Regions from separate parts of the Homo sapiens genome. Here region 2 is linked to region 1. A link is an interaction called in ENCODE POLR2A ChIA-PET data of the cell type or tissue named here. Cell type or tissue: MCF 10A. All regions are shown on one strand. Each heading gives the region's core, and the rest is flanking DNA. Links, peaks and the distances in the headings are about the cores only.

Evidence for each region. ChIA-PET counts read pairs that join two places held together with the same protein. Peaks named below come from ENCODE experiments on the same cell type or tissue, not always from the same donor. Only the 100,000 strongest peaks of a DNase experiment are listed, where the experiment ranks them.
Region 2: POLR2A ChIA-PET joins it to region 1 with 5 read pairs; 2 of 35 experiments call an interaction of 5 or more read pairs at or near these places.

What each region holds. Positions count from the first base shown.
Region 1 is chr4:125,097,881-125,105,176 of GRCh38, forward strand. No RefSeq gene overlaps it. Among named protein-coding and RNA genes, the nearest start is that of FAT4, 210 kb to the right of the region's middle. In MCF 10A, for the core only: no CTCF peak of the experiment used is centred there; a DNase peak (open chromatin) is centred at 4,081.
Region 2 is chr4:125,184,858-125,189,857 of GRCh38, forward strand. No RefSeq gene overlaps it. Among named protein-coding and RNA genes, the nearest start is that of FAT4, 130 kb to the right of the region's middle. In MCF 10A, for the core only: no CTCF peak of the experiment used is centred there; DNase peaks (open chromatin) are centred at 2,584 and 3,094.

The sequences.
Region 1 (7,296 bases), core at 1,002-6,001:
GAGATTATTGGAAAATAGGAATCCTACAGACAAAGATTCTTGAAATGAGTCAGCTTCAGGCATTTCCTCTGCAATTAAGGGGAGCAACATTTCTATAGGGTGTTGTGGAAGGGAATACACTTGAATGGGCAATTAGTCTAGCACAATTTTGCTGGCAGTTTTACATTATGCTGAAGTGGTTAAAATTTAAGTGAGATATAAGGGGTAGCCCATTCTATTTTCTTCTGAGAAATGATGTCGACAGATTTATTTTTCAGGAAGTCAGAGACATGTATGTTCTCTATTCTTCTAATCATTTATTTAGAAATAGAGATCAAAATTCTCTTTTCCTGATGATTCCATTCTTTTTCAGATTACCTCTTTACTCTGCTCAAAGCTATATATTAAGTTTATTCTAGCTTCTATTTGTCAACTAGTTTGAAGATAATTCTATTAATAAGTACATATAAATTATCTACCATTGACTTGGCAGTTCATGAGACTAGAAACAGGACATAATTCTAAATGCATATATATAGAATTATTCTTTAGTTTTTTAAAAGATATTAGAATTGCAAAGACAGAATAAGAGTATATAAAATACTTTTATAAGTATATAAACTAAATAATAAATTAAATATGATGCTAAGTGCAAAGTTTTTTTTTTTTTAATGGGATGAATAGACCAGTGTTGACTTTGTTCTCCAAAAGATTGGAGGATAAATGAGGTGAGTTGAATTTTTCTTTTGGGTGGGGGAAGAGAGGTCTATAAGCTTTTTTATTCATTACAAATGTAAATAAACCTAAGAAAACTAATGCGGTATAATGTAAAATTGTAAATTGCACTTCTGCAAACTTCTAGAGTCCTACTTTCCAAGGTCTACCAGTTTTAACCATTATATATTTGTGTGATTCTAGTGGATTCTCCTGTAAGTCTAACCTTATGCCTTGTTTCATCGTCTTTAAACTGCATCGTTTGATTTTCTCTTATGGAAAATAAGGAATATAACTAGCATTACTCTGTTTTAACTTCCTATCCTCTGCTTACAATATTTTTAGTCATTTTGTTTTGCTATTGGTAAGCTTTATAATGTGCATCACTATTTCTTGATCCATCAAATTTCAGGTTTCTATTGCCATTCTGTGAAATACAATGAGGAAATTAGTTCCTCTTCAATGCTCTACCTGACTTACACACCCAGTTGTATGACTGTCATCATCATTATTACACTGTAAAAGAATTATATACTTTACATCCCAGTTTATGATTTCATCACCATTTGCTTACCTTGTAATTCCTAACGATGTTTATTCTTTTTGACAAAAAGAAAAAAGTTTGTGCTCTATATGCTCACTTTGTTGTTAAGAATTTTCTTCTGCTCAGACAAATCCAATTTCTTCTTGAGGTATACTTTTTAAAGCCTGCTAAATTATTTTTCTAATTTACATCAGTTTATGTATTGGATTATCAGATAGCTATTATTCTAGGACGTATATTCATTGCACTCATAGGTGAAGCCCATTGTTCTGCGAAATCTATGATAACTACTTAATTGTAACCTTTTCATTTTTATTGTATACGATCAAAATTTATCACCAAGTAACTTTTTAAAAGAGGTCCAAAAAAGTAAGCTTCCTGGTTAAATACATGTATGAAAAATCTAATTTAATATGGCCTTATTTTAAAAATTATTTTGGCTGGCTAATTACTTCCAGTTTAAAAACATTTTCTCATAACTTTCAGGCATTATTTTTTCTCTAGAATTTAGTGTTACTAATTAGAATTCTGAGGTCATTCTTATTTGTTAGTCTTTTTTGTTCTTCTATTTTCCTTGAATCTTGAAGATTTTGTGATTGCATGTGTCTGGAGGTCACTTTTTCAGTCACTGAGTGAGTGCTCAATGAGGCATGACCATCTTAAAATATATACCTTGGATTTTTTTTCTAATAATTTTATCCCCTCCATTTTCTTTATTCTCTCTGAGATTTTACTTTAGTGGATATTGCACTGACTGCTTAGGTCCTCTGGATAGTTTATCTTTTCTCTGTTATTCCTAATGTCTGTAATATGGGATGTTTCTCTGTTTTCAACTTTCATTGTTTGTACATAAAGTTACATATATATTTAATGCATATAAGATCTTCTGTTTTAGGAATTGTTCCACTGTCAGGGAATTCATTCCTTATTTTGTAGTGTATCTTCTCAAAATTCTCTCAGAATTCTCTTTGCTAAGTTATTTCTATTTTTTCAGAGAGAGATACTATGCTTTGGTCTTTCTGTTTTACAGTGATGATTTTTGGATTTGTGTGATGGCTGTTCTGTGAACATTTCATAACTAAGAATAGAGACGTGGACAGCTGCTAAGAATTTTCTTTGTTATTGTGATAGTTGCTTTTTTCCTCCATTATGTCCCTCCCTTTACAATATCTGAGACACAGCTCTGTGTATGTGGATAGACTGTATTAAGTATATTCCTTGGACCAAGCATGTGAGCAACTGCTTACCAGATTGTGGACCCCCAAGTGCAAAGGGGAAGACTTAGCCCAGGAACACCTAGGTAGGCAGAATAATGGCTGGCCACAGACACCCACATCCTCATTACAGAAGCAATTAAGTTAGAGAGCTTGAGATGGAGAGGTTATCTTGGATTGTTACGTTGCACTCAGTGAATGTAATGACAATGGTCCTTACAAGTGAGAGGCAGACAGGAATGTCAGAGTCAGAGATGGAGGTGTAATGACAGAAGGAGAGATCAGTGATGCAGTTGATGGCTTTGAAGACAGAAGGAGGACATGGGGCATGGGATGTAGGTAGCCTATAGAAGCTGCAAAGGGTAAGGAAACAGATTCTTTCCCAAAACCTCCAGAAAAAAACACAGTTCTGTTGACTGCTTGATTTTAGCCCAGTGAGACTATTTTGGATTTTTAACCTCCAAAACCATGAGACTTGTATTATTTTAAGTCACTAAATTTGTGGTAATCAGTTATAACAACCATCAGAAACAAATGTTAATTTTGGTACCTGGAAGTGGGTTACAACAAATAAAAAATATGTGGAAGGGGCTATGGAATTAGGCAGTGGGCAGGACTGGAAGAGTTTTGAGGGACATGATGAAAACAGCCTAGATTGCTTTGAACAGTAGAGTGAGGAATATGTTATTGGAAAATGGAGGAAATATCATATAATATTATGTAGTGGCAGAAAGCTTAGTTGACACATGTCCGACACAAGTAATATGGCAAGCAGTTATATGGTAAACGAAACATGGAAACTATAAATTCAAACATTTAGCTGAGGAGATTTCCATGAACAGAGTTGAAAGGATGGTTGGTTTCATTTTCTGCTTATAGTAAAATGTAAGAGGAAAGAGATGGATTGAAGGAAGAAATGTTAAGCAAAGAGAAACTAGACTTGATGATTTTGGAAATTATCAGCCTTTTCAGACGGCCAAAATTAGGAGATTCATTCCAGAAAAGTATGCTCTGGAGAGAAAGCCAAAGGTGTGGCTGGGCAACCTTTTGCTACTGCCTGGAAAAATCCAAAGGTCAGAATGTTCCCTCTCACAGAGGGCTCACTGAAAGGATTAGGCAGATGACTTATGGGTTCCCTCACTCATCAGAAATGAAAAATAGGGATGGGATTATCCAGAAAAGATATGTGGACAAGCCTCTTGTCTGTTTAAGTGAATCTAGGACACACACATGGAAGACCTACATGGATAACATTCCTGAGAATGTTATCCCAGCAGAAACACTGCCAACCTGAATGGAAAGGGACAGAGAGAAGACATAATATAAGAAATCTATCAGACTCCCCAAATTCTACAGGCAGGAAACAGGCTGATAACACTACTCAGCTGCAAGCACACGCTACTCATTCAAAAAAAAGAACAGTAACTCTAAGGGCAAAGAAATGCACCCAGAAGGCAAAGTCACAAGACATAGAGAATTATTCCCAGGCCTTGAGACCTAAATGAGTTTGCACTACTACCAACGAGCAGTATGAAATAGTTTCCCCATTACAAATGAGCAGTATGAAATAGTCAACAGGCGGAGTCTTTGGGATGAATCTGATGCCAAATTGAATCTTAGCTCCTTTTTCTAACTGCCTAGGGGCAAACTATTTCACCTTTTGGTATTTCAGTTTCATCACCTAAACATTAGGATGATGACACCTTCCTTCACACATTTGTTATAAATAGTGCATTAAAAATATGTAAATTGTGTAATCCATATACTGACCCATAGCAAACCTTCAGAAACTGGTAGCTATTATTCTACCAGTGAATCATGGAGGGAAAGTGAAAGAAAGGATATCATTCTTGCAGTTTACCACTATATATAATATAGGTATAATATTTTAAAAGTTAGGCATTGTCATGTAAGTGATAAATCTATATTTTTAGTATTTCCATGATGACAAAATATGAAGTATTTCTACCTAAGATTATGAGTAAAATTTAAATATGAACATTTCCTTCTGTATTAACAGAAATTTTGCCAATCTCACAGTAGCTACAAAACTAGAAAATAAAAATCTATCTTTGAGAGTTACTGTTATTCATTAATGTAACTAAAATACTATTAGGATTGTGATGTCAAAAAGTCAACTGTGACAAAAATCTTTAGATTTGTATTCTTATGGCAGGGAGTGGTGGCTCATGCCTGTAATCTCAGCACTTTGGGAAGCTGAGGCGGGCAGATTACAAGGTCAGGAGATCGAGGCCATCCTGGCTAACATGGTGAAGCCCCTTCTCTACTAAAAATGCACACAAAAAAAAAAAATTAGCTGGGTGTGGTGGCACATGCCTGTAGTCCCAGCTACTCGGGAGGCTGAGGCAGGAGAATCACTTGAATCCAGGAGGTGGAGGTTGCCGTGAGCCTAGACAGCGCCACTGCACTCCAGCCTGGGTGACAGAGTGAACTCTGTCTCAAAAAAAAAAAAAAAATTGTATTCTTATAATTGCATTCTGAGATTGGAGCAAAATATAGAATTAATGAAACATTTTATCTATAAAGCATCATGTAGTGATGGTTTAGAGTTTAATGGCGTGGTACAAATACAATATTCATCAAAATGCCTCAGCAAGAGTCAGACATCTACTTGCCTAAAGGTTAGCTTTAGATGATGCAGGTTTTATAATCTACACAAAGGCAATGCTAGCAGATCAATTCTCATTCTTGGTGGTGGTACCACATACTCCTTTTCTGAGCCCTAGGAGGAAATAAGGAGTGGCATAAAAGTGCTTCTTAGCATTTTATGGCACATAGTGTTACTACAAGGTACTATATCTTTCCTGACTTATTACATCCCTTAGTAGCCATGTAAATCTCAAAGAATAGAGACTAACCCTTATGAATTACTTTAGAATATGTACCATGCTGTTAGAAATGAATTATGTTGAAAAATCATGAAATCAAACTGATAGCCTACAAAGTTTTTCCTCTTCTCATAATCATGCCAAATTATTACATTTGCTGTTTGATTAGACAGGTAAGTGAATATATTTCTTCTACTCAGGTTGGTTGAGAAGGAGATTTAAATGATGCTCTTCCCTGAAGAGCTGATAGATGCAGGCAGGGTTGATAAGTTGTTTTCTGCCTAATTTTTGTCTTTGAGTGTAACATAAGCTTGTGACTTTCTTACCATAGTCTTTATTGTGCATATTACAGAGGTCAAAGCATTTCTATTCCACTGATTTTATTATAACAGAAGCTCTGGAAACTGTTATTGCATGATAAACAAAAAAGATACAAAGATACAATGTTTGAAAAATGATTTTAAAAAGCGAGTAACAATTGTATAACAGAGAAGAATCTATTGAAATGTAAATTTAAGTGAAATGCCAAGGAATATGCTTTTAATAATAACACTTTATGATCCTTTTGCCTCAGGTTTTCTTTCCTCCATCTATTCATTGAGCAGCCATTAATGACCAATGCAACCAAATGAAAGAAAAACAGTTGTCTTTAATGACATAGCTATTATGGTTTTAAAACGCTGTGGTCTCATTTCAAGTAAGATGATTGATAGAGGCTTATTATTACCATTATTGAGTTATTTCAAACAAACGCCATTTTAGAAACAAAATAGGATGTAACAACACAATAATGGTGTACATGTTTTTCTAATATTTGTCATGTATTGTAAAACAAATAAAACAAATGGAAAGCTTAGTTTTTACTTTAGTAAGGCCTATGGTTTTCCAAAAAAAGGCATTAACCAAACATTTTTACAGGGAGATGGGTGATACAATAGCCTGTATTATAAATAGATTCTCAGTCATTATTACCATATGAAATTGCTAAAAAGAGGCATACTACTTAACATTGTTAGACTACCAAATCCAATGGTATATATACTATTCATTATTAGAGCTCTATGTGATTTATTTATATAGCAGAGACCTGCTTTGTTTGAAAAGCACTCTTTACTGCAAACCTGTCTTTAACATAACATACCAAAAGTAAATGAATGAAAATATGATGGCAGTGATTATTTTGAGTGCCCCTGTCTTTACAGCATTAGGATTATCTCACTTGATTACCCTTCTCTTTGTTTTATTCTGGTTTTTGTGTTCTTCCTATGCTCGTTTGCTTTCCCCCGTGCTCCTCTTTCATAAATGTCTGCCTGCTACATGCATTTTAATAGCAAGGCAGAGGGAAGGGCCTGGGAATCCAAAGTTAATCTCCATGTTTCTACTGTCATCTTTCACCCCCAGCTTCTGCTATACTTTCCATCTCTGAGTCCAAAGCACCTGCAGGAGAAATTAAAAATAAACAGCTGCAGAAAGGGTAAGGCAGATGGGTGTGAGAGAGACAGATACACCAGGCTTACTGGGCAAAAAAAGGAAAAATCTGTGTTAAACCACTCTGTTTACAGTCTTGAACATCCCCGCTACCTTCCACTGTTACCGTATGCTTCCAAGTCCTGAGTCATCCTTGTGGTTCAAAAATAATTTCCTTGGTACTTTTTGCTCCCCAACTCTGTAGGCTTTTAGGTAATAACAGTTTTCACTTTTTAAAGTAATTTGCCCATCCTCCCTCCCCCTGCTTCCTGTATTTCAAAGAGTTATTTAAATCTCCAGTGTCATCTCATTATTTCTTTGTCCTTGTGGGTTTATACCTTTTTATGCTATCACTCTCCTTTAATGAGGTTTTGAGAAGTAGAAGTGATACTTCTCTGTAGTAAATCTGCCATATTTATCTGATTTCTACTAGAACTTTTGCGTATCTAATGCCACTGCAAATCATCCCAAGCTCCTCAGATGCTAGATACTTAATACAATCTTTGAACTTGTATACGCACAGAATTAG
Region 2 (5,000 bases), core at 1-5,000, 86 kb after region 1:
TATTTCACTATATATTTACATTATTTTACTATATATTTGTATACATAGACACACACACATATATACGTATACACATATATACACACACACATATATATACAATATGTATGGCAACATATTTATGGTGAAATATATATATAGTAAAAGCTACCAATTCTTTTATATTGACTTCTCATATCCTTTTGTCCACTGGATTTTGTCATGGACAATGGGGTTTTCACTTTATCTTGTTTAAAAAAAGGGTATAGAGGTACTGTGTTTCCTGAAATCTTTGGGAATTTCTCTCTTCTTTTATATATGAATAATTGCGGGTCACTTTTTCTTCTCAGAAGTTATGGATCATTGCTTAATTATAAGTATTTAACTAAATAACTTTTTAATCAAATGCAGAGGAGTCTGGAGACAGATAGATTTCCCCCTTGTGTAAGATTTTTATTAGTTACTTACATGTCTCTAGAATTTTTTTTAATCCTTGAAATTAAATCAATAATGCATATATGTCTCAGGTAACAACTGATTTATTTTCAGGAACATAGTGTGTCTGTTCTGATTACAGATCCACTTTGTTATTTACAGGAAATTTCTATTATGACACTGAGTACATTTCACTACATTGATTGGATTCTAAAGTCATGATAATTTTTCCTGTTAAAATTATATTTGTCAACAAGGTTATCTTTTCTAAAATTGCTTTGATGCTGTAATTTATATATATATATATGTGTATATATATATACACATAGTTTCTATATATACAGTTTCTATATATATAGACTACATATATATATAGTTTCTTATTATCTCAGGACTTCTCTACTTATGGTGGATCAGAGGCCTGCTTTGTCTTTCCTTTTCCTAGATATTTATAATTTATTCATTGTTAGTTAAGTTCTTAATTCTGTAATCTACCTTTGCACATCACTTTATATGTATGCATTGAGCTGCAGGTAACAAAAAATTATTGACTAACAGTGTCTTAAGCAATAAGAACATTTCTTGTGTGTGTGTGTGTGTGTGTGTGTGTGTGTGTGTGTGTGTGTGAGACAGGGTCTTGCTCTGTCATCCAGGCCTGAGTGCAGTGGCATGATCAAAGTTCACTGAAGCCTTGACTTCCTGGGCTCAAGTGATCTTCCCACCTCAGCCTTCCAAGTAGCTGGGACAGGTGTGCACCAACATTCCCGCTAATTTTTAAAAATATATGTATATTTTTTGTAGAGACAGGGTCTCGCTATGTTGCCCAAGTTGGTCTGGAACTCCTGGGCTTAAGCAATCCTCTGGATTCCACTTTCCAGTGTGTTGGGATTACAGGTGTGAGCCACTGTGCCTGGCCAATAAAAACAATTAACTATCTCACAAAATAATGAGACTGAAGGTAGATGGTTTCAGGAAATATTTCTGGGATGATACCATCAAGGGCATAAGTTCTTTTTATCCCTTGTCATTTTGCGATACTCCTTTCGCTGATTCTTTCCTTCAGGCTTTTTCACTCATGATCATGGATTTGTTTCCACAGCTCCAAATGTGTGGTCCTACAATTGCTATGAGGTATATTTTATATATGTGTGTGTATATAATGTATAAGTACATTGTAATATTTATAATGTATGTGTATTAATATGTGTATAATGTATATATTATATATGTATTATATACACTATATACATCACACAAATATATAAAATATATGTGTACGTATTATACATGTACATACACACATATATGTTATATATATACACACACATATCCTGAAACTGTCTACCTTCAGACCCATTATTTTGTGAGATGATTATATGTTCAATATTTGTCCTTCTGTACTTTGCTTATTTCACTTAACAGCATGTGCTCTAGGCTCATGTGTGTTGTCACACATGACAGACTTTCATGTATTGTGGCTGAATGATATTTTATTGTGTATATATATCACATTTTATGCATTAATCTCAATGGACACTTGGGTTGATTCTATGTCTTGGCTATTGTGAATAGTGCTACAATTAACATGGGAGTACAGGCATCTCTTCAATATGCTGATTTCTTTCCCTTTTGATATGTACCCAGAAGTGGGATTGTTGGAACGTATGGTAGCTGTTATTAATTTTCTTAGGAACCTCCATACTGTTGTCCTTAATGGCTGTACTAATTTACATTCCTACCAACTGTGTATAAGAGTTCCCCTAAGTCTAAATTTTTATGTGCTGCTCTCATATTTGTCATCTCTATTGTTTTTTAGATTCTGGAACTGCTTTAAAGTACATTTTCTAAATTGCAAATATGAATTTCTTTGGTGTAAATCTGCTTTTTATTCTTTCTATTGAACATTTTATTTGGCAATTATTTCACATTGAATTTCATACTTTTCTTATCCAAGCATGTCTTTGTTTAACAGAACTAAAGATTTGAGTAATACTTTATAAGTACTAAGAATAAGAAACAACTGTGTTCTACATTTTCTTTTGTGTCATAAACTGAATTCAATTCAGGGAAGGGTTTTCTTCTGAGTCATTACCATTTCATTTCTCTTTCCCTATTTCATAATGCTTTCTTGACATTTTCTATTAACTCCTGTTAGAACTTGATTTGTTGATATTTGTTCCTACTGCAAGAATGGCTGATGCATCACATCTTAAAGTCCTTACCCTAGATCTATTGCAAAGAAAGGAAATGATCCATGCCCAGTGTTGGGTGATAGTAAGAACATGGGTTTTGAATTCTTTTTCCACAGTAGTTTCCTGGATACTGGCAGATACAGTTTTACTATGTAAAATAGATTGTATAACAGTTCGCTCATTGTGGAATTTAGCAAATGCTGGTTTTCTTAGTTACTCTGTGTACCTTTTCAAATTTTTCAATAAAACCAAAGACCTACTCAAAAATATGTGAAAAATAAATTTCCATGGGCCTAGAGTCGTGGTTCAGAGAACAATGTGAAGCGGGCCAGAGGTTATTATCACTGCTCCCAGGTGTAAGCAATACAGGATTTATAGCTGTGACTAAAAAGCTGAAAGGCAAAAAACCCACAAAGTAAGTCCTGGAGATCTTTCAATGTGTGGCTTTCCATGGCAATGTTAGCCAGAGGCAATTAAGGTCACAAGCCTGGACAATTAGTTGTGCAGACTTCCGTGGCCAGAGGCCAATGAACACATTGTCAGTAGAAGCTGGTAATGGCAATTCCTAGTACATTTTGGTCAAGCCAAATGACAGAGAAGTAACAGAGGGATGACTTCTAATTCTAACTCATCTGCTTAAACAGCTAAGCAAATACAAGATAAGCTCACTTCTTGCTTCTCATTGCAAAGATGTTAAACTTTTTTTTTTTTTCCCAAGACAGAGTCTTGCTCTGTCGCCCAGGCTGGAGTGCAGTGGTGCCATCTCGGTTCACTGCAACCTCTGCCTATCAGGTTCAAGGAATTCTCTTGCCTCAGCCTCCTGAGTAGCTGGGATTATAGGCGCGCACCATCGCACCTGGCTAATTTTTGTATTTTTAGTAGAGACGGGGCTTCACTATATTGGCCAGGCTGGTCTTGAACTCCTAACCTCCTGATCCTCCCGCCTCAGCCTCCCAAAGTGCTGGAATTACAGGTGTCAACCACCGCGCCCATCCTAACCTTTTATTTTCAAATAGATTAATGGCTTATTTACAAATCAAACGAAATGTAAAACCAGGGGCAAGTGTTCTGACAGTTTCATTCACTCTTCCATCTTTCTTTCCATAAGTGAGGTAGGCAGAAAATTTGTATTTCTCCAGTTAATACTTTAGATCCCTCCCATCTGAGAACAACATCAAAACAACAAAAAGCATGAATTCCAGGAAAACAAAGGTAACATTTGAAAATCTGCTGGAAAGTTGGAAACAGAAGCTGCACTGGGAGAAGAGTATAAGTAAACATACATTGAATAGTTTAAAGTCCCTGTTTTCTACAGGAAACAGTAGGACATGAATTATCAGTTTTAATAGGGGTAGTGCCCTTGTCTTTTAAAAGGTAGAAATGCCTGGAGAAAGCACCTCCACCCCAGAGAAAAGAGACTGATGCATTGGCTTGGGTATCCTAGGCCTGTGGCTTCTAGCACCAGAGTAGAGAGAAGGAAAGCTAATCTGGGAATCTGCTAGATCTAAATATAGTTCTGGGGAAACTGTCTCTCCAAGGGAACCCTGATATTGGAAGAGTGAATCCCAACAGACTTGGGAGAAAATAGTGGAAGATAACTCTGTGGATCCTTAAAGGGAATAAATAACCTTAGTGGGGCAGAGGAGACATTGTTGCTTTTTCAGCATAAGAATGTAAGAACCAATGATTTAATGCTAGGAAGACCAGTGGGTCTTTGGCTTTTCTCTCTATCTGCACCTCTTCCGTTGTCAAGCCCCCTGCCACACTGCTGCTTCCAATTACATTGGTTCACCATAGTCTCTAAATGTGAAGGGTTAAAGGGTCAAGGCTGCCCTTCAGAGAAAGGCCTTCAGTGCAAACTTCTCATCCTGCTCCATCTTCATGCTCTGAGTCACCTACTATAGACAATTATCTACGCATATTAGAAGATAGACCACTATAGATGAGAAATTGCAAAGAGTTGCTTTTTCTCCCTTTAATCCTGACTAATTTATTGGCAATCATGAATGTAATTTTGCTCATGTAGTAATAGAAAGGCTGCCAGAGATTTGTATAAAATTTTCTTAATGATGTCATGGGGTATTTGCTAATACAAAATCGGGAATATTTTTTGCTCTACATGCCAAAAATACTCTCTAAATAAGGAACCTAATCAGAAGAGTGTCAAATATTCTCTATGGCCTCCATATAAGGTTTATTTTGATCTGGGAGTTGTCAGAACATCACATAGGGTGCCCTTCCTGTGAGCCTGAGGTGAGCAATAGAAGTGAGGTTGGTGGCTTCAGGGTTTCCCCAGTTAGACACTGAGTTTTCCTGCACAAACACAGAACAAATGTGCTCTAGAGAGCCAGAGAATTCCTCCTAAGTACTTGTGGAGTTGAGCTGGAGCAGAAC